Linked DNA regions of Homo sapiens: region 2 is linked to region 1. The links are chromatin loops, found by intact Hi-C in ENCODE. Cell type or tissue: endothelial cell of umbilical vein. All regions are shown on one strand. Links, peaks and the distances in the headings refer to the core of each region. The heading gives the core; the rest is flanking DNA.

Region 1 (10,526 bases), core at 1-8,000:
TATATAAAACCCCAAGCAGCCTCTGGCTTAGCAGGTGCATTTCCCAGCAGGGCAATTAAAGCCATGGTCCCAGTAGTGGTCTTGGGGTCTCAGGGTATTTGGTCTGTGCAGCCACATGCTTCAGTCTCTGGACCCCAGGTCATCTAACGAGGTGGTCGTGTGGGGACTGGGATAGAAAAGGTGTCTGCACGGACGTGTGTGAAAGGGCTGGCACATCGCCAGTGCTCAGCACTGTCAGCTGCTATCACCAGTCATTCAATCATTCATTCATTCAGTTGTTCATTCTTCAACAGGCCGTTTTAAAAATGTGCCCAGTATACCAAAATCTCCGCTAAGCATTTAAAGAGGCAGAATGAAAGTTAGCAGTGGTGGTGAAACGAAGCTGGGAATGTGCTCTGAGGGCCTCCTTGTGGGCTTAATGAATATGTAGAAACCACGCATTTTAAATAGAGAGGGAGAAAGGGAGAGGTTCCTGGTCCTCTGCATGGGGACTTGTGTGTGGCTCTTTACTGTAGGCCTGTGCCACTCCTGCTCAACAGCTACCACAGAGGACGCCTTCAACAAATGTGAAGAACGAACAAAAGGTACAAATGTGAAGAACGAACAGGGTAGAAAGAAAGGAGAAAGCAAGGGTGAGGGTGAGAAATCAAGGGACAGAGAAGAGAGAAGAGGAGATAGCCTGGGAGTTCACACAGCCAAGAAGGTAGACACTCAGTTGAACCAGCAAGAGGCTGAGCCTAACTCTCCCTTTCGAATGGGCAGGAGTTCATGATATTTAATAAACAGAGGCCTTGCTCTGTAAGAGACAGGGTACCAGGCAGAGAGCAAGTCAGCATCGCAGGAGTCAAACGAGGCAGACAGCGGGGGCAGGGAGCTTGCCTCTGAAGGAGACCCAGGCTGCCAGAGTAGCAGGGAGTCTGGGCCAGTCCTCTTTTGGGAAGCGCTTCCTCGGCTTCTGCCCCCCCTCTCCTCTCCCTTTCCACCCACCATCCTGACATAATACTTCCTAATCTGGAAGTGTTGTCCAGAGAAGAACCTGCTCATTTCCTCTTAAGTAGGCAGGGAAGCACTAACGTCCAGCAGCATCGGAAACCCGTAGGAGCGCTCTCGGCAGTGCAGGGTGAGGGGACAGTCCATGTAGTCATGAGACGTGGGTGTCAGGCAAGCGTCTCTTTTCCAAAAGAGAAAAACATTAAAGGCCTCACAAACGGCGCCCAAAGACTAATTCTGCATAGCATCTTTGCGAGACCCTAGGTTCTTATGATGACTGGTTTTGCCTGAGAAAGAAAAAATTTTAATTTTGCTCTGACATGCCAATTCAACAAATCATTTTCACATAATATTCATGCAAAAAAAAAACAATTTGCCAGAAAACTTGGGAATCCATCCACATCTACAGCTTTTCCCTGCAGTCACACTACAGTGGGATCCCTCCATACAGGAGCGGCAGAGTGGAGCAGGCTAGAGATGCCTGTTTGTTTCTGTTTGCTGCACCGCAGCAAGCATTTCTGTCGTGCCCACTCTGTACTAGAAAGTACATGAACATCAGCCATAAAGGGAACTAGAAAGGTGGCCCACCCTCTTGGTGGAGAGAGAAGAGAGTGTGGTAGAAACAATAATAAGAAGTCTGCAGAACTTGACCCCTCCCAGCCTCTCCCACCTGCCAGCCTGGCCCTTGCAGAGAGATGCAGGCTGCCATTCTTAGGCCAAAGCCTGGGACAGTTGGGCTCAGCAAGGTAGGCATCCGTCAAGCAAGGAGGAGCAGGGGTCAGCAGTGACCCCAGCAGCCAGCAGGGAGAAAGGTGCATGTGACAAGGACACCAGAGGCCGTGGGTCAGGATCAGCCAGGGTCAGGGTAGCATTTCTAGGAATTCACTCTGTTGGGCGCTGTGCTGGCTGCTTCTCACATATTATTCCTTTCTTACTCTCAGAGCAGAGATTTCAATTGCAGCGAGATTGTGGAGGCAGCCAGGGAGGTGGGGAGGGTGGTGTCTTCTAAAAGCATTTTCAGTATCCATGTGGTTTCAGTAATAATAATAATAATAAACCAGTGAAAAGTAAAACAGGACAAAAATCTTCATAGGCAGTGAACCATATCAGAGAGTCCAAGAAAGCACAATGAGAGTGTGGCTTAAAAACCCTGAACGACATTCCTTTGCACCAGCTTGGTGAGGAGGGCATGGTCCCCGCCACCCCCCACCCCCACTTTGCAGATAAACCACATGCAGGAAGGTCAGCCTGGCAAGTCCAGTAAGTTCAAGCCCAGGTCTCAACTGGGCAGCAGAGCTCCTGCTCTTCTTTGTCCTCATATACGAGCACCTCTGGACTTAAAACTTGAGGAACTGGATGGAGAAAAGTTAATGGTCAGCAGCGGGTTACATCTTCTTTCATGCGCCTTTCCATTCTTTGGATCAGTAGTCACTAACGTTCGCCAGCCATAAGTCCTCGACGTGGAGAGGCTCAGAGCCTGGCATGAACATGACCCTGAATTCGGATGCAGAGCTTCTTCCCATGATGATCTGTCCCTCACAGCAGGGTCTTCTCTGTTTCAGGGCATGAACTACTTGGAGGACCGTCGCTTGGTGCACCGCGACCTGGCAGCCAGGAACGTACTGGTGAAAACACCGCAGCATGTCAAGATCACAGATTTTGGGCTGGCCAAACTGCTGGGTGCGGAAGAGAAAGAATACCATGCAGAAGGAGGCAAAGTAAGGAGGTGGCTTTAGGTCAGCCAGCATTTTCCTGACACCAGGGACCAGGCTGCCTTCCCACTAGCTGTATTGTTTAACACATGCAGGGGAGGATGCTCTCCAGACATTCTGGGTGAGCTCGCAGCAGCTGCTGCTGGCAGCTGGGTCCAGCCAGGGTCTCCTGGTAGTGTGAGCCAGAGCTGCTTTGGGAACAGTACTTGCTGGGACAGTGAATGAGGATGTTATCCCCAGGTGATCATTAGCAAATGTTAGGTTTCAGTCTCTCCCTGCAGGATATATAAGTCCCCTTCAATAGCGCAATTGGGAAAGGTCACAGCTGCCTTGGTGGTCCACTGCTGTCAAGGACACCTAAGGAACAGGAAAGGCCCCATGCGGACCCGAGCTCCCAGGGCTGTCTGTGGCTCGTGGCTGGGACAGGCAGCAATGGAGTCCTTCTCTCCCTTCACTGGCTCGGTTTCTCTTAGGGACCCTCACAGCACTAAGGGGTGCGCGTCCCCTGTCAGGCCCTCGAATGCCCTCCCACAGCCAGGCCCCTCTGAGGTTTCACTCTGGCCTGCTTGGCTCCTAGCAGCCACCAACCCATGATGCTGGGCCCTGAAAACACACGCAGACCTGGATGAGTGAGGCCACTGGGCACAACCAGGGCTCCCAGCTCACCAGAGCAGCCTGGGACACAGAGGGTGCTCAGAAACCTACCAGAGCAGCCCTGAACTCCGTCAGACTGAAATCCCCTGTTGCCGGGAGGAGGCGCCGGGCCTGGGGGACGGGTCCTGGGGTGATCTGGCTCGTCTGTGTGTGTCACTCGTAATTAGGTCCAGAGTGAGTTAACTTTTTCCAACAGAGGGAAACTAATAGTTGTCTCACTGCCTCATCTCTCACCATCCCAAGGTGCCTATCAAGTGGATGGCATTGGAATCAATTTTACACAGAATCTATACCCACCAGAGTGATGTCTGGAGCTACGGTGAGTCATAATCCTGATGCTAATGAGTTTGTACTGAGGCCAAGCTGGCTTTTATTGTTAGTTAATTTACATTATATCCTCTGACATGCAAGTATTTTCTTTCGAGATAATGACTAATGATAATGTAATCATTGCTGTCTATCTATTGTACTGAGAAAACACGGCAGAGGAAATCGAGTCCAGCTGCCGTCCAAAAGTCACTGGAGATTGCAATGAGCTCGTCTGGCAGGGTGGGGGGTATGGGAGGGAAAGAGCTTAGGAAACGGCTCTCCCTGCAAAGTCCAACCAAACTTTAACGTTAACCAAACCATTAATGTTGCCATGAATTTGAAGTGAACCAGAGGGAGGTGGCAGAAGAAGCTTAATGGGGAATAGTTCCGGTAGAGAAATGAGGCTTAAGATGAACTACCCTGGCCCTTATGTGTCAGAGAGAACGGCTTGACAAACACACACTGAGGATGTCTGCAGGGATAAAAGAAGAAAGGGAGATGACCCTTGCTTCTCGCTCTCGGGAGGACCATCTGGTCCGGCCCTGGGGATTCTCTGTTTCCTCTTCTGAATCCCAGTGTTGCCCAGCACTGGCCTGTACCCATCCTCACGAGGGCCGCTCTCCTCACCCGGCCCTAGGTCCCTGCCCTGTCCTGAGCCTACAGGGGCCTCCCATGTTGAGAAAGTGTTGCTGACACATTGTCTCTGACCGCTGTGCCAGGCATTTTCTGCTGAATTACCGCACTTGGTCCTTGAATTTCACCCAGCAACTTACTGAAAGGCTGGAACCCATGAACCTACCCCTTCACTGAGGAAAATAAGTTACCCCAGCCATCTACAGCGACAGGAGCAAGGGAGGAGTCGCCTCACCTCTCTAGAAATGTGTATTTGAGGAGAACACTATTGAAATGAATTTCCAAGAATAATCTAGTCAGTATTACAAAAGCAAAATTATTTGGGATATCGTCCTTTTTTACTTAGTATTTTTTCTTTTTCCTATAGCATTATTAACTTTCTGATTTTCCAAATACATACACATTTTTAAATTTCCTGAGTCTTTATCTCTTCTGTTAAAATGTAAGATTTATGATACAAAGGCAGAGATTTGTGTCCATGAATAAGTGAAGTTTGGTGTGCACCTGTGAGCTGAGCCACCTCAATTAATGGAACAGATAAGGAAATAAAGGTCTGCTGATGCATTGTTATTTACAGCCATTTTCAGAATGTATCTCCTCTCCACGAGGGAACTGCAGGGTCCTGCCCCAAGCCATTTATTTTGTCCTCAAGCAGCCCGCCCCTCCCACTCCAGGCACAGCCCGGTCTCCTGCTGGTCTCCCCTCTTCCCACTTGCTCCCCCTCATCTATGCTCCAGACAGAGGCCACATATATTTTTTAACTTTTTTTTTTTTTTTTTTGAGACAGAGTCTTGCCCTGTCACCCAGGCTGGAGTGCAGTGGTGCAGTCTCGGCTCACTGCAACCTCCACCTCCCGGGTTCAAGTGATTCTCCTGCCTCAGCCTCCTGAGTAGCTGGGATTACAGGCGCACACCACCATGCCCAGCTAATTTTTTGTATCTCTAGTTGAGACAGGGTTTCACTATGTTGGCCAGGCTGGTCTCGAACTCCTGACCTCATGATCTGCCCGCCTCGGCCTCCCAAAGTGCATATTTTTTAACTTTATCAGACTTTTCATTCTCTGCTCAACATCTTTCTTTGGTCCTCCAGGTATGTTCAGATAAAACCTGAGCACCTGGCCATGACTGATGGGTTGCTGGGCCATCTGGCCCTGGCAACTCTCCCGTCCACCAGGTCCCCCTCCCGTCACGCTCCAGGCATAGCCTGTGTGTGCCAGCGCAATGCCCACACTCCATGCACAAGTGGAAGCCCTCTCAAAGTCAGTGGCTTAGTGCCTTGATGTGGTCACACCCATTCTCAGGAAGTCCGTTCCCACTGAAAACATTGTGTGTTTTCAACATCATTGAGGCTGCCACGGCAGATTATAATCACTGGCCTAGGCAGCCCACTGGAACTACCAGACCATGAGCCTGAATTTTTTGTTTAAAAATCATATCCTGTTTTCTCTACTCTCTAGTCTCTAGTCAAGGTGAATTATTCAATTTAATAAATTAGGGGCCTAGTGTGTTGTACCAAGGAGCTAAAAAGAGAGAACTCGCAACACCTTCCAGCCCATTCTCCACCTAACACTGGCTATACTGGCTCTCCTCTCTCTCGCTGTTTGTTCCAAAATCTAATAACCTGTCTTCCCACTAGAATTCATCATACATGTTTAAAAACCTAGTTAAATAGTAGTTAAACTGACTGCATAGATCTGGAAATGAGACAGTCTTTCTTTTACAAATCCATATAGACTATGAGTTGGGGGCAGGGGATGACACAAGAATCTATTTTCTTGCCCCCAAACCATTGCTTTCCTTCCAATGTTAAGCTTGTATTCTGTGTATTAATTCAGGTGGTTCCGTTTGGGAATGGCCTCTGTTACCCAGAGATGGGAGGGCCATCAGAACTCGGGGTTGTCTGAAAAAACACTGGTTCTAAAATTATCACTGCTTTCACTTGTTTTTAACCATCATAGTTGTTTGATTTTGAAGGAAAAACATGAGGGTTTTTATTCTATGCTTGTTATATCTATATTGTGGTTTCGTATTTTTTAGATTTTAGTACCTGACATTTTTTTAACTTTTATTTTAGGTTCAGGGGTACATGTGCAGGTTTGTTATATAGGTAAATTTGTGTCATGGGGGTTTGTTACACAGATTATTTTATCACCCAGGGATTAAGCCTAGTACCCATTAGTTATTTTTCCTGATCCTCTCCCTCCTCCCATCCTCCACCGTCCTATAGACCCCAGTGTGTGTTGTTCCCCTCTAAGTGTCCATGTGTTCTCATCATTTAGCTCCCACTTATAAGTAAGAACATGCGGTATTTGATTTTCTGTTCCTGCATTAGTTTGCTAGGGATGATGGCCTCTAGCTCCATCCATGTTCTTGCAAAGTACATGATCTCATTCTCTTTTGTGGCTGCCTAGTGTTCCATGGTGTATATGTACCACATTTTCTTTATCCAGTCTGTCATTGATGGGCATTTAGGTTGATTCCATGTCTTTGCTATTGTAAATAGTGCTGCAGTGAAAATACGCATGCATATGTCTTTATGGTAGAATGATTTATATTCCTTTGAGTAATGGGATTGCCGGGTCAAATGGTAGTTCTGTTTTTAGCTATCTGAGAAATTGCCACACTCTTTTCCACAATAATTGAACTAATTTACATTCCCACCAACAGTGTAAAAGCATTCCTTTTTCTCCACAACCTCACCAGCATGTGTTGGGATTTTTTTTTTTTTTTACTTTTCAATAATAGCCATCTGACTGGTATGAGATGGTATCTCAGTGTGGTTTTGATTTTTATTTCTTTAATGATCAGTGATGTTAAGCTCTTTTTCATATACTTGTTGGCTGCATGTATGTCTTCTTCTAAAAAGTGTCTGCTCATGTCCTTTGCCCACTTTTTAATGGGATTGTTTAATTTTTTCTTGTGAATTTACTTAAGTTCCTTATAGATGCTGGTTATTAGACCCTTCTCAGATTTGTAGCTTGCAAAAATGTTCACCCATTCTGTGGGTTGTCTTCACTCTGATGATAGTTTCTTTTGCTGTGCAGAAGATCTTCAGTTTAGTTAGATCCCATTTGTCAATTTTTGCTTTTGTTGCAATTGCTTGATGTGTTTTCATCATGAAATCTTAGCCCATTCCTATATCCAGAATGGTATTACCTAGGTTGTCTTCCAGGGTTTTTATAGTTTGGGGTTTTACATTTAAGTCTTTAATCCATGTTGAGTTTATTTTTGTGTATGGTGTAAGGAAGGAGTCCAGTTTCAATCTTCTTCATGGCTAGCTAGTCATCATTTATTGAGTAGGGAGTCCTTTATTCATTGCTTTTTTTTTTTTGTCAACTTTGTCAACGATCACATGGTTGTAGGTGTGCAGCCTTATTTCTGGGCTCTCTATTCTGTTTCATTGGTCTGTATGTCTGTTTCTGTACTAGTACCATGCTGTTTTGGTTACTGTATCCCTGTAGTTTAAAGTCAGGTAGCATCATGCTTCCAGCTTTGTTCTTTTTGCTTAGGATTGCCTTGGCAATTCAGGCTCTTTTTTGGTTCCATGTGAATTTTTAAATTGTATTTTCTAGTTCTGTGAAGAATCTCATTGGTAGTGTGATAGGAGTAACATTGAATCTATAAAATACTTTGGGCAGTATAGTCATTTTAATGATATTGATTCTTTCTATCCATGAGCATGGAATGTTTTTCCATTTGTTTGTGTCATCTCTGATTTCTTTAAGCAGTGTTTTGTGGTTCTTATTGTAGAGATCTTTCACTTTCCTGGTTTACTGTATTTCTAGGTATTTTATTCTTTTTGTGGCAATTGTGAATTGAATTGCATTCCTGATTTGGTTCTCAGCTTGACTGTTGTTGGCATATTGGAATGCTAATTATTTTTGTACATTGATTTTGTACAACTGAGTCTTCACTGAAGTTGTTTATCAGCTTAAGGGGTTTTGGGTCAAGACTATGGGGTTTTCTAGATATAGGATCATGTCATCTGCAAACAGAGATAGCTGTTTTCCTCTCTTCCTGTTTGGATGTCCATTATTTCTTTCTCTCACCTGATTTATCTGGCCAGGACTTCCAATACTATGTTAAATAGGAGTGTTGAGAGAGGGAATCCTTGTCTTGTGTCAATTTTCAAGGGGAATGTTTTCAACTTTTGCCCATTCAATATGATGTTGGCTGTGGGTTTGCCATAGATGGCTAATATGTTGAGGTTTGTTCTTTAAATACCTAGTTTATTGAGAATTTTAAACATGTTGAATTTTATTGAGAGCCTTTTCTGCATCTATTGAGATGATCATGTGGCTTTTGTCCTTAGTTCTGTTTGTGTGGTGAATCACATTTATTGATTTGCATATGTTGAACCAATCTTGCATCCCAGGGATGAAGCCGACTTGATTGTGGTGGCTTAAGCTTTTTGATGTGCTGCTGGATTCGATTTGCCAGTATTTTGTTGAGGATTTTTATGTCTATGTTCATCAGAGATATTGGCCTGAAGTTTTCTTTTTTTGTTGTATCTCTGCCAAGCTTTGGTATCAGGATGACATTGGCCTCATAGAATGAGTTAAGGAAGAGTCCCTCCTTCTCAATTTTTTTGGAATAGTTTCAGTAGGAATGGTACCAGCTTTTTTTGTACATCTTGTAGAATTTGGCTATGAATCCATCTAGTCTTAGGCTTTGTTTTGGTTGGTAGGCTATTTATTACTGATTCAATTTTGGAGCTCATTATTGGTCTGTTCAGGGATTCAGTTTCTTCCTGAGGTTTTTATTTTTATCAAATGGAACTTAAGCTTTTTCATTTCCAATTTTTTTATGATCTAAAAATGTGCAGTTTACAGCCCTGTTCAGAATCTGCATCTTCCTCATTCTGCAGATACAGGTCCCTCAGAGCAGGTGACTGAGTGTGTATCCTGTCTGGAGCATAATACTTATGCTAGTAGAGTTACTGTTGTCTTTATTGTTAATTACCAAAGTTTACCACTTATCAGTCACTTACTACTTGCTGGGCATTGCACTAAGCATTTCAGTTGTATTATCTTGTTGGGTCCTTACAGCAATCCTGTGAAACAGATACTGCTATTACCCCACTTTATAGAGAGGTAGACTGAGGCTTCCAGCATTGAAGCAAATTGCCCAAGACTACAGAAATGTAGGTTTCTAAACATCAAGAAACAGTAACCAGTAATGATGACTAAAGCAAGGGATTGTGATTGTTCATTCATGATCCCACTGCCTTCTTTTCTTGCTTCATCCTCTCAGGGGTGACTGTTTGGGAGTTGATGACCTTTGGATCCAAGCCATATGACGGAATCCCTGCCAGCGAGATCTCCTCCATCCTGGAGAAAGGAGAACGCCTCCCTCAGCCACCCATATGTACCATCGATGTCTACATGATCATGGTCAAGTGTGAGTGACTGGTGGGTCTGTCCACACTGCCTAGCTGAGCCTTGGTGGCTGCTCTTAGCCAAACAGCTGAGGCCTTTGCATCCCTGGAGAAATGTCATCACATTACTTAAGGCAGGCACACAAATCCAGAAACATCTGTAAATACCCCTTCAAGCATTCTTTTAAAGACACTTCTTGACTCATTGGGCAGTATGACCTGACATTTGCCCATGTTTGCAAGCAAATAAATAAAACTAAAGTCTTCCGCAAGCCATTACACCAAAATATTCTATTCGCTGAGTTACTCAATGAAATACCGAGTTGCCCTATATTTTGAAGCCTGTTACCAGAGAGACTGAATGTTTTTAAATGCATGGCAGTGAGTAACAACATAAGGCTAATAGAGTCAACATTTCTGCTTTGACTTAAACCTTTTAAACCAGTGGATTTATGTGAAGTCTCTGCAGTGTGGCATTTAAACATTTCAATCTAAATAAGAGTGTGTAATTTGATTGATGCTATTATTCTACCAGATTCACGAGTGCAGTGGGCTCTGGAGGTAGCATTACATGCATGGGATGAGCATTTGCAAAAGAAAGTTGTATAGGGAATATGACAGAGCCAAGTTAATGTAAATATTAATGCCTTTCTGAACTCTAGGCCACAGAGTTGATCTTTTTTAACTTCCTTGGTTTGGGCTAAGGAAGCTGTGATCCAGAGAAGCCACGTGATTTGTCTAAGGTCACATAGCAGTCTGGCCTAAAATAGCTTGATATGCTGTGGATGGAAAATAAATGTGATCCCTCAAGAGGCATGAGGATTTCCAGGCAGTAGCCATACCTCCAAATTG
Region 2 (12,756 bases), core at 2,771-10,770, 110 kb before region 1:
AATCTGTGGCCCATTTTGAGTTAGTTTTTGCACAAGAGTTGAGGTCAAGGTTCTTTTTTTGCCTGTGATGTTCAGTGGCTCTGGCACCATTTGTTGAAAACATGATAGCCAATGTCAAGACTTAATAGTTATAATAATCAGGAGCTTTTGTTTCTTTTTGTTTTGTTTTTAGTAACTGCCAGTCACTGCTTGTGGTATACATACACAATGGAATACTATTCAGTCTTAAAAAAAAAAAAAGAAGGAAATCCTGTCATTTGCATACCTGGAGGACATTATGTTAAGTGAAATAAGCCAGGCACCAAAAGAAAAACATTGCATGATCTCACTCCTTCATGGAATCTAAAAAATTGTATTCAGAGAAGCAGAGAGTGGAATGGTGGTTACCAGGGGCTGGGAAGGTGTGAGCTTGGGGAGATTTGGTGAAAGGACATAGAATCTCAGTTAGACAGGAGGAATAAGTTAAAGAGATCTATTGCACATCATGGTAACTGTAGTTAGTGACAATGTATTGTATACATGAAAATTGCTAAGAGAGTAGATTTTAAGTGTTCTCACCACACCAAAAAAAGGTATGTGCAGTAATACAGTCATTAATTAGCTTGATGTAGCCATTCCACAATGGATACATATATCAAAACATCATGTTGTATACCATAAATATATACTGTCTCTTTATGTAAATTTAAAAATAAGATAAAATAAATGTTATTCACTTGTCGTGGATGTGGTGGGGACAGGTGTGGGATAGCCCTCCCTGTACAACTAGGACCCAGGGGTGATCTAGTGACACTAGCCATTTATCAGGACGTATGGGTGCCAGTCAGGATGATAAAGCTTCCTTTTGGCCACTATACTACTTAGAAATGCCCTGCAAAAGGTGCACATCAAAGATTGAAAGCTCAATCCTGGATTTTAAGTGCTTCAAAAGTGCACTTAATTGCCACATTTTTGTCAAACATTTTCCCAGGTAGTATTTTTCCTCATGTAAAACAACAGCAATTTAATTTGAACAGAAAGCATTTTGAAACATACTTTTGGCAGGGTTCCTTGCAGATCAGAATGGAAATGATTAACAGGGCAATTATCAATCATGGACTTTTGGCGGCAGAAGGAACTGTATTGTTTGGTACAGTCTGGGCCAGGGCCACACACCGTAACGGAGATACTCTATTCTGTGGACGGTTGGAGGGGGCTGTGCTGAGCAGGGTAACTGCATCTTTTCCTAGACTGTTCACACTGCTGCCACGAAGGAGTCTTGTTTAGACTGGACCTGGCTTTCTTCTTCGCAATGAGTGTTGCAGACTCCCGACAAAGGCCAGGTGGTAAAGTGTGGTGTCTGTGAGCGAGAGCCTGAGATGCCTGAGCTGACCTGTCCTCAGCCACCTGCCATCGTGCAGAGGTGAGAGCAGCCCCTGAATTCTGCCCCTCGGTCTCTCCATAGCTAAAGCAAAACCATCCTTCCGTGCTCCCAGGACAAGCAGGCTATTACCAAATCACCCACTAACCCTGGGCGAGGAGGGGCCATCACTGCACAATTCATCAGTGTCTGTGACAGGAAGAGATTGTTTTAGACTGGTTTTTTTTTTTTTATTTGCAAGCTTTTTTCTCTCTCCAAAACGTGCTGTCAGTGTGTTCTAATTTACTCTGTAAGGAATTCTGGAGCTAATCATAGGCTCACAAAAAGCAGCACAGGAAAGTTTCCCAGATAACATCTATTTCAGTGGCTTTCAAACATTTTTGACCTTACCAAAGTAAGAAATACATTTTAATATCATGGCACACATACAGCTGTATCTAAACTTTCATAATACTGCCTTTACGATATCACTCTGATATTGTCTATTCTTTTCTGTTTATTTTTCTTTTTGTTCCTTGTTATGCTGGTTGTGACCCACTCCAGTGATTTCACAATGCAGGCTGGGTGGTGTCCCACAGTTTGAAATCCCAATCTAGGGCCTTCCTCTCACTGTACAAAGTAGGTAACTGGGGACATTAGTGGATCAGTGATCAAACCAAAGTTATTTGATCTTACCAAGTGATATCAGGATGAGAAAGCTGTTAGAGTGTCAGATATGTGAAGGAACTTGGGTCATTCCTGATACCTCAAAGAGAAAAAAGGTAGTCCTTGAACACCTCCTACTTGTAAAGGATGCACAATCCTACATGCCCCTCCCTTTCCTTTCCTCCCCTCTGTACCCCACCCCTGCCCACATTTTCTTCATAAGCAGCTTTGGTGTTTTGGCTTGTTTGTTTCCCTTGTCTCCTACCTGTGACTTTATAGCCTTTTGGAGACTCACAGCAATAGTTGTATTTAAACTCAGTGGGTGGCATCCAAGGCTAAAAAGGAGATTGCCTAGACACAAAACCACCCAAGGGAGAAAGCAGGACAGCATCTTACTATGATTGTTTCTTGTTTCTTCCTGTCTCATAAGGATTATTACCCAGGGTTTTCATTTTTTTCATTTCATGGTTCATTTTCGCTCCAGTGTAGACATACAATAGACCACTCGTCCCTGTGGCTCCGGGCAGCAGCCTCATCTGAGACCCTCCTGAGACATCTCGTGCAGGGCAGCCGTAGTGTGTGGCTTCCCCAGGGCTGCTCTAACAGATCACCATCCTTGCCATGGCTTAAGAAGCTGCAGATTTATTTGCTTACAGCTCTGGAAGCCAGAAGTCCAAAATCAAGGTGTCAGTAGAGTCTCTCTCTCTGAAACCTGCTGAGGATGATGCCCCTGGCCTCTCCCCAGCCTCTGGTGTTCCCAGCAGCCCTTGGCATTCCTTGCCTTGTAGATGCAAAACTCCGATCTCCACCTCTATCCTCACAGTGAGTTCTCCTGCATGTCTGTCTCTGTGCCTTCACATTCCTCTCTGTGTGTCTGTGTTTCCATCTCCTTATGAGGACACCCATCACTGAATCAGGGCCCACTCTATACCAGTAAGACCTCATTTCAACTCCATTACATCTTCAAAAACCCCATTCTCAAATAAGGTTACTTCACAAGTGCTGGAGGTTAGGACTTGAACATACCTTATTGAACAATCCAACTGATGACACATAGTAATTTATGCACTCGTTCTTGGAGACGTTGACTTTATTTAGTAGCATTAACCATGGCAATGTCACCAGCATCGCTGACAGCCTGAAGCATATGATCTCCAGAATGTATTTCAATCATCATGTTCACTTCCTTGGTATTCTTTAGACAATAACTCAGCCTTGAACTCCAGTAAAGGGTTTCCCTGGGATTTTCTTCTTGACTCACTCCACTGTGGCCTCCCTCATCCAGGACTGTAACAGACGCCTGACGTCAGTGGTCTAGACCTCTCTGCTGAATGTCATCTTTGGTGAATGTCTTATGAGAAAACACATGGTTGGTCACTCTTAGAAGGGCATGAAAGCCTGTCTGCAGTATAACCAAAACAGGCACATGGCGAGGCACACTGTGCGCATGTGTGTACAATTAATATCATGGTTTTAAATTATTTTCAGGCCAAGGGGAGATCTTTGCTGCATCTACTGAAGAAAGCGAATCTTTTTCTTCCTGAAAAAAAATGGCTACTTATTAGTCGAATTTGTGTTTTAAAAATATGTGAACTAATATAATGCAGACATGCATTAATGTTTAAATATACTGGAAGTTTTTGGTAAAATGAAACCCATTGTCTCTGTTGATTACTTTGATGAGTCAAGAAGTAACATCCTGGGAATGATTGGCCAGTTTAAATGAGTGCCTCAGGTTTTTGGAATACAAGAAATCAAGAGGAAGGGATTAGAACATATAGGTTAGCAAGATTGGGATCCTAAAATACAGACCCAAATGAATGGAACAAAATCAGGGAATTTATTAATAACAGGGTCAAGGCCAAATCAGTAACAAATATCCTGAGTGGAAGAAAGGTGGTTTAACAAATGCCCCTATGAAAGATAGAGATTGGCTTACCATGATGAGATGTAAGCCCAAGTTATGAGGTTGGCACACAAAACCACAAATGTCATAGCTTAAAACAACACACACTTCTTATCTCTGTTTCTGTGGGTCAGGGTCTGGGTTCTCAGGGACTCACAAAGTATGTTTTCATCTGGAGCTCCAGGTCCTCTTCCAGGCTCATAAGGGTTCTTGGCAGAATTCAGTTTCTTGAGGCTGTAGGACTGAGGTCCTGGCTCCTAGAGGCCACCCTCTCCATAAGCAGTTCTTAGCATGGCCGCCTGCTTCTCCAGGCCCAGTGGGAAAGCATGTGCCTCCAGGAGGGCTCAGTCCATTCTTCATGGCTTTTACCTGGTTAAGTCAGGCCCACTCAGGATAACTTCATTTTGTATTAAATCAAAACCAGCTGATTTGGGATGTTAATTACATCTGCACAACTTCAACTTTGCCATATAACCTAACCATGGGACTGATATTTATCATGCATTTGGGTCAAGTTGCATTAAGAGATATAATAAAGCTGGACAAGCTTCTGTTGATTAGAAGAGTTCAGTTACAAGGCTACACTTGGGAGGAATGTTTACAAACTGGAATGGTCAGAGGATGGGGAAGACACTTGAGAAAAGTCAAGTGACGGATGAAGGCAAATGTGGATATTTATCTGGGAGAAAACTAAGAGGAGTTATAATAGCTGTCTTCAAATATTTAAAGGGCTTTTATTAGGAAGAGGAATTTGGCATATTGGATTTTGCCTTCAGAGAAGTGGAGTCCTGAGATGCTCTTAGCCATTCATTCCAGCCTCCAGGGCTCACCTGCTGTCTTCTGTCCAGGTTCTCGGTAGCAGGGCAGTACAGCCCCATCCGTGATCTTCCATAGTCAGGCATATTGTCACACTCAGTGAGCGGAGAGTCAACCGGGAGGAAGGCACAGTTTCTCTGGAATGACCTACGGAATGGTACGCTCAAATGCAAATTCTCCTTCCCTTCCCCAGTCCTTGTCCTTCAGATGGTAATTTAGGAGCTGAAGGTCAGGGCACCAGCAGCCTTTGGAAGCCTACAGGACAACAGTCAGCCTGGCTAGAAAAAAAAACAATGTCACAGGCATGTTGTGTTTAATCACATGAAGGATATTTGCATTGTTTTCCAACTGATGCCAGCAGACACATTGTCAGTGGTATCATGCCTGGGGTATCAGAGTTGACATTGGGTTGCCCCTTCTCTGAGGCATTCATGTAAATCCTTTTAAGTTTATAAAACCTCCATGTGGCTCCTGCATGCTTCATCATTTGCATGTGTCTCTTTTTCCAGGGGAGGCAGCATGGGGAGCAGGATGCTGGTGGGCTCCAGGTGCAGAGAGCAGGGTGGGCGTCAGACCCCAGGTCCACTGTGCACGCCCTCTTGTAGAGCCCGTTCCGTTGTCCATGAGATGAGGAGTGTTCTTATCTCTAAAGTATTATCATGAAAACCTAACAATGTAGAAAGACTAAAGCACATGGGTGGTGCTTCATAAATAGTATTTCTCCCACTTTCTGAAAACTCCTGCTGAAGTAACTGCACAAGAATCCTTGAACATTTAGAATTCTGGTTTTAGCCATACCATAAAGTCAGTAGTGCGTGGTGGAATTCTGCTAACGAAAATTGCGAAGGATCAAGGCAGAGTACAGAGCTGGTGTGTAGCGGGTACCTTCTGTCTGCTGGCACTAGGTATTTTACACATTAAATCAGCTCGTTCTCACATCAGCTCTTTTAAAAATAAGGAAATGAGGAGCCACAGTGGCCCAACTGATGCAGTGGCAGAAGTAGAATTTGAGCTTGTGCAGATGTGCCTCCGTGTTTTGTCTCCTGAGCATGCTGCCCCAAGTTTGACAATACCAAGATTTGTACTGGAACATTCCCTCCCATCCCCACCCCCTAGAAGCCCCTCTTCCTCCCTTAGATTTGACACATAGTTTGAAACCACTATTAACTACCTTATGAGAGCCACTGTTTGTGAAGTGCTGACTATGTGCCAGGTCCCGTGCCGTGCAATTTTTGTGAATTATCTCGTGTCTACAGTGCCTCACAATTTCTCTGCTCAATACCTCCATGTTACTGCCGAGGAAAGGGAAGCTCAGAGAGAGTAAGTAATTTGCTCGAGTTAAAGAGCTGGCCAGGACAGCCAGGGGCTTGCACCCCGGAGCCTTCATCCACTACACTGTCAGCTGGTATCTCAACCAGCCATTACAGGCTGTAAAAAAATTATATAAGATAGTCTATGGTAATGCAGAAAAGTGAGGTTATTTTGCTCCCTTTCCCTTTGAAGAAAAAAGCCCTGGAAAGACATATCACTTGAGTATGGGAAAAAATGAAGCTGTGGCTTTTCTGTGAGTCAATTCTTTCCTGGCAGCTTCTTGGAATAAGACCAAGTATAGCAGCAGAGTTTTCTGTTTTAATTTGAGCTGCAGGGTGACTTTTTTTCTTCTATGCTTTCATCTCTCTGTGGCTTCTTTTGCCTCGTTAATTTCATGCCCTGCCCAGGCGGGCTACTGTGCTGCCCAGTCACCCGGGTCTGGGGCGGCCACCGCTGGCCAGCAGGCAGGCCCTCCAGAGGCAGAGGTGGCCACGCTTAGGTCGCTCCCGCTGTGGAGGCGGCACACTTGGGTGGCAGCACAGCTGTGATGTGGCGGCAGCTGGCAGCCCCATGGGAAAGATGTGTGAAGTGTGGGGTTTGACGACCCATGGGAGAACAGACTTTCTTCCTCTTCTTGTTTTCCCTTCAAAGCCGTGAGTCAACCTCAAATTCTCTGTCTTTTTTCTCCACCCCCTCGTGCCTCTCTCCCTCACGCTCTGCATCTCTCATTGCAAGCTTGCATTTTTTTGCACACAACACTATCTTAATATTTCTCTTTTCTGCAGGCAGGAAATGAGAAGTCATTTTTCAGGGTCATTCAGGAAGTCATCCAGAGTTATAATGGCCCATTATCTACTGGTCAGAGTTTACTTAGGCTTTCACTACTTCCACTGCCCACTTGAAACAGGGAAAAATATTTTCCCCCCGCGCTGTGAGTGTGCTATTTAGAGCTGACCACAAGCGGGGGGAAGAGAGGATGGCTCGGATGCTGCATTTCCACTGAGAACACAAGGCTGGCAAAGCTTGTCTGCTGCCCAGCAAGCACTTCAGGCTCACACCATTTTAGGTTCACTTTAAGTAGTTTCTCAATTGTTAAAAAAAAAACAAAAAAAAAAAAACCTGTACTCTGAGGATATGCTTATAATCCCATAGCTAACCCAGAATTTCTTAGAGAACTGATCAACATCAGCAGTGGCACTTACTGAAAATGCACATTCTCAGGCCCTGCGTAGGGCCTACTGAGTTAGAATATTAGAGAGCAGGTCTCAGAAACATTCTATCCGGCAGTCTTATTCTATGCACCCGAAGGGATAAGAGCCATGCTTTCATGAAACATGGGTTGTGTGTAAAATGTTTAAAAGGTATGGCAAAATGTGTTTGATTGGCACCAAGGATTTCTGGTTCCTCCTAGAATCATTAATCAAACTTTGAAGGAGAAATAAGAGAGTCGGCATTTTCTTGCACATTCTTTGTGATGTTGTGATGAGTTGGAAACTTCCCGATTGGGTTTATTAGAGCATGAACACCCAGGCACCCAGCTTCTAGCCAGCCCTGTCAGGCAGAGTCTCCTCGAAGATGTGGAAAGGACTGACCAACAGCTGAGGCCTACAGGAACCTGAGCAGGCAAGGGGAGAGGCACCCCGGAACCAGGAGCAATGGCCTTCCCACCCTCCCTCGTCCTCTCCTCTTCTCCTTTTGGAGTTGCAGGCCACAGAAAGGAAGTGACATGAGTCACTTTGGGCCTTCTTAATTCCTTCATCAAAGGCAGCACAGGTGTGTATGTGTGTTGGTGGCTAATTGAGGTAGGCCCACAGAGGAGATAACAGATGGACATACTATTTCCTTTCTTCCATTCTGATATAATTCAGGGTATAAACACACACACACACACACACACACATTCTCACTTCTTTGGCATCTACCACACCTGCCCCAGTGCCCATTTCTCTCCCACCTGAATAAAAAGCCCCCACAAAGCCTGAGGTACATGGAAAGGAGCAGTGGTCTGGCTCCCAGGAGTGTGAGAAGCAGCCATGTTTTCAGAGGCTGTATTCCACTTGGACTTGGCCCTACGCTGAAGGTAGGAGCGGATGGGGGAGGCCCCCTTCGCACAAAGAGCCCCATGAAAGAGTGCACAGTCCAGTCTATAAAACAGACGCAGAAAATGTGTGTAGGACTTCTTCCTGAAAAAGAGCGTGGTGCGTCCAGTACCTCCATGTTCATGGAACTTCCCAGTCTGCAGTTTACCCTTTTGTGCAACTCCCTTTTGGTAAAGCCCTGGTCACACTTCTGGTTGTTCAGATTATACAGGGATAATTCCAGAGTGATTTTAAAGTCAACTGCCAGGCATCCGCACTTGCAAATTAGATGCCTGGCACATGCTTGTGTTAAGGTAATAATTCATTACAATACAAATTACAGGGGAGTTCCTCTGGGCATGCGACCTTTCCCGTCATTTGGCTTTCCCTGTGATTATCAGGGGAGCTTCCATCGTGCTGCTAATGGGACCTTAACCATGTGTCAACCCATGGCTGTAATGCTGACACTGTTTTCTTTCTGGAATGAAAGGCCTTCGCAATTGAAACCAAAATGTTATCCAACTCAGTCCTGTCCCTTTGACGATGAAAACATCAAGTTCTGGAGACTGGCCATCCAGCCTCCCTGCCTCATCTCCCACGCCCTCCATCATTTTTTGTCTCTACTTACTTATTTATTTGGCTGTATTTTACGTACATCATGCAAAAATATTCCTCTTTGTAAAAAGTATAATGATTTCAGGAAATTAGAGGGTAAAAAGCAAGAACCATGCTTTCACTCCACTGTCAAGAGTTGTGGAAGAATCCTTCCAGCATTTTTTCTGTGTATTTTACATACATACAAATATATGTACAAATAAAGGTCGATCATTTAGGTTTTGTTTATATTTTTGTATATATGAGCTTATGTCATTCATACATATTGTTTTGCCTCTTGCTTTTTTTTAACTTAATTTTACTTTGCTTGAGAGCTTTTTGAACTGAAGTACGTGTAAGTCAGCCTATGCATGTAATGGCTCCCTCATCTTCTGTGAGGCTGTCACTAAAAAGGGGATTTAGCTTGTTCTGGGCTTTGCAGCCCGTACACTGGGCACTGTTCATACGTACTTCTCTGTGCACGCAAAGGAGGGCTTGCTAGGGAGGCCTGGCAGAGGGTGCCATTCAAATAGGATTTTCAATGGAGGAATTTTTAAATTTTCAGTTATTTGAATAAGTTTTAATATATATCCAGAACCCCAAATCATCAAGTTTGTTTTCTTCCACATCTGTCCTTCCATTTCTGAACTATTTTAAGGCCAGTCATGTCTCATCCAAGAAATCCCATCCTTTCACACAACACTATCTCCGTTTCATGGTTATGAATCTCTAAAAGCATGATTTTTAAAACATAATCACAATGCTGTCATCGAACTTAAAAATTAGCCATAAATCTCTTATGTTACCCAACAACCAGCCTACTGACACATCTCCAGTTGTCTCAAAAATGTGTTTTCCATTGTGGTTTGTCTGAAACATGATCCAAAAGTCAGACCCACCTCTCACCTTTCCCTAACCTGCCGGAGCCCATGTTTCTTTCCAGCCAGGCTTGGAGACCACCACACGGGATTTGCTTCTTGGGGCCTCCCTCTAACCAGCTATGCAGGATGCCCTCTTTCCTGTCAATACAAGCTGCTCAAAGGACTCATTCAGTTCAAATTCACCTATGTGAGCCTAGGTGATGCTACTTATTTATTTATTTATTTATTTATTTATTTATTTATTTATTTATTTTGAGATGGAGTCTCACTCTGTTGCCCAGGCTGGAGTTCAGTGGCATAATCTGGGCTCACTGCAAGCTCTGCCTCCCGGGTTCAAGTGATTCTCCTGCCTCAGCCTCCTCAGTAGCTGAGATTACAGGCACGTGCCACCACGCCCAGCTAATTTTTATAGTTTTAGTAGAGACAGGGTTTCACCATGTTGGTCAGGTTGGTCTCAAACTCCTGACCTCGTGATCCACCCACCTCGGCTTCCCAAAGTGCTTCATGTTTTCAGGAGCTGTACGTGCATTTTTAGTTTTGATGACCAGGTCCTTTTTCTGTTTTTTAAAGAACTTCAAATGATCTCCAGGGTACACAGCGCTTGTGTGCTGATGAAAAAGCTGGCAGTACAAAGGCCACCAGCCAAGGTCACACAGCCAAAAAGCCCCTGACCTCGGGCCCCTTCCCAGACCCTGGGTCTTTTGCTGCCACATGAATCTTCTTCAAGGTCCTATGTGTAGATTTTCTTGACTTGGCCATATTATTTAGGATTCAGATATAATAACAAAATAGATGTTAAAGCATAACATGAAGGCATTTAAAAGGGTAGAAAGCACATGATTTACTAAAACCATAAATCTTATGACCTGAAAGTTTCACCTAATCTCTTAAAAAATACCGTACTAAACCCTGATTGAAAATCAGAGCTCAGACATACAGCCTGAGATGCCAAAAAATGGCCAGGCTTGTCTGTTGAGAAAGCCATATGTAACTAACTGTTTGGAAATTCAAAATATATCTTATCATTTTAAAAACATCTTTCTTCTAAAGACAATCATCTTGGCTTCAGGAATGAGGCTAGTAAAAAGTGAAATACTCCTACTTGTGGAAGAAATCCTCATTTTAACCATGAAGAACTGAAAAATGCATTCTGATGTTGATGGACCCAACCTATATTTGGGTATTTTATGATGTACACAATATACTTTTGTATATGAGATTGTTATTAAATGTGACTTTGCTTTTTCAAGACATACAATGTTCCTCCGGGGGTCAGGCACTGTGTTTAGCACTTTGTCCTGACCTCATCTGACTTCTCAGCTGTCCCTGAGAGGTACCAGTGTGCAAGATCGCTGAGTTGGCAAGTGATAGTGACAATATTTTCACCCCAATTTCTAATTTAAAGACCCCGATTTCTAGTTTTGTTTTGTATTGGATTTGCACAATTTCACGTTCTGAAAGAGGATGCCCTCAACTTTGCAAAATGGGCCTTTTGAATGAAAAGGATCAGTCATGTCAGGAAAAGCGCTACAATGATGAAATATGATAAATAAGTCAGTCTTTCATCTGTAATTATCTACTATGGGGTAAAAAGTGATGAAAACTACCATCTTGAAAGGTTCTGGTGATAGTGGTTCCTAATGCAGTGAAAGATGTGTAAGTCAAAGATTTGTAACCAGCCAGGGAATGAGAGGCGAAGCCATAGCTGGTGGCGGGGGCCACATCTGGGTGTGGGGAGGCCACAGTTGGGTTGGGGGTGGGGCCTGCAGTTATCCACACCCCTCCCACCTCCCTTCGACAGTACAGGCTTCCTGGTTACCTTCCAGAGAGTAAGGCCAGGGAGAGTTGAATAAGTTGAGAAATGTCATGTCGAAGCTATTGGTGGAAAGAGTTCCATTAATTGACAATACAAGTCCCTACTACATTCTAAAATCTGGTCCTGACTAGTGGCAAGCCGGGCCCAGGAGTAGCACTTAAACAATGGCAGGCTTGTGTTGCTGGCAGGATACTTCAGCCTCAGAGGAGCTGTGTGCAGCTGGGGAGACTCACACTCAGAGGATTTCAAAGCAGAGGGCATCTCGTAGAGCAACTTATCCAAACCCTGACCCACTGTAAACACACACACACACACACACACACACACACACACACACACACACCCTGAGAGAGAGAAAGAGAGAGAGATAACTAAAGAGAGAGAACTAAAGTTTGGCAAAATAATACATGCTCTAATGAAGGTTTATTAATGATTAATCTACTCCTAGCATTTCCTAGTCCACTCTATCTCCTTAAAAAAAAATTCTGGTTGCAGCCCACTAACTTGATTGTACAGCTGCTTAATGGATAGCAGGCTGTAATTTTCAGAGAACTGTTTAATGCGGGCTACCTCTGTTCTTCCATGCTGCTTGTGGTTCCTGCTCTGCTCAGGACAGAATGGGGAGGAAAACAGGCTCTGCGGCACAATATTGGCAAGTGAAATTTTGTAAACCGGCCCTCCCTTCCTTTTGCATTTGGTCTGAAAATTCAATTAGATGCTGAGTCCTACAATGTATTTGAGAAGCCCAGGAGTGCCCTAGAGGATGAGACTGGGTGGCTCCCTGTCAGGTTGAACATTTGCCTTAATTACTTTGGCAAGATTTGCATCAGTGGTATTAGTCCCTGCCTCACTTGGAGGCCTGCACTTAAGTGGCCACATTCAGGCTCCAATTTCCTGGTGATTTCATAGTGTAGGGCACTTGCAATCAAAACTAGGCTTAAAGCCCAACCCTCTTACATTTTACCCACCCCCACAAATGCAGCAAATAAAATGACTCTGATTTTCATTCCCTAGACCTCTTTTCTATATTTATTACATTATTGTTAAGACAGTTTTTGAAGAAAGCTGTTTTATTTAACAAAATAGCTTTATGGAATCAACTTCATATATCTTCTCCGCCAGATCAAAACAAGCTCGTAGTATTAGATGTCACCGAGCACCATGACAGGCAGATGAACATCATCCCTGTGCCCGGCTAATGATAGCTCGGCCTGCCCCGGCGTCAGCCGCTCCTGGCAGGGCCAGCGGGCGGTGTGGGACCGGCACCGTATCTCCAGCAATTCGCAGATAACAAATATGGTTCTGATGATGTTACTAAAGATCTGTCCCTTTCAAGATTGGATTAGACA

The links. Peaks named below come from ENCODE experiments on the same cell type or tissue, not always from the same donor. Only the 100,000 strongest peaks of a DNase experiment are listed, where the experiment ranks them.
Region 2: a loop joins it to region 1, with 1.9 times the contacts of the local background. A loop is called at or near these places in 2 of 110 quality-filtered maps.

What each region holds. Positions count from the first base shown.
Region 1 is chr7:55,189,167-55,199,692 of GRCh38, forward strand. EGFR (epidermal growth factor receptor) reads left to right here. Exons shown (of 28, transcript NM_005228.5): 21 at 2,553-2,708; 22 at 3,600-3,675; 23 at 9,551-9,697. Among named protein-coding and RNA genes, the nearest start is that of EGFR-AS1, 5.5 kb to the left of the region's middle. RefSeq lists an enhancer at 2,918-3,803. In endothelial cell of umbilical vein, for the core only: no CTCF peak of the experiment used is centred there; DNase peaks (open chromatin) are centred at 3,765 and 5,625; H3K27ac peaks cover 1,921 bases.
Region 2 is chr7:55,080,142-55,092,897 of GRCh38, forward strand. All of the region lies in intron 1 of EGFR (epidermal growth factor receptor), which reads left to right. Among named protein-coding and RNA genes, the nearest start is that of EGFR, 68 kb to the left of the region's middle. In endothelial cell of umbilical vein, for the core only: no CTCF peak of the experiment used is centred there; DNase peaks (open chromatin) are centred at 6,630 and 6,740; H3K27me3 peaks cover 3,454 bases.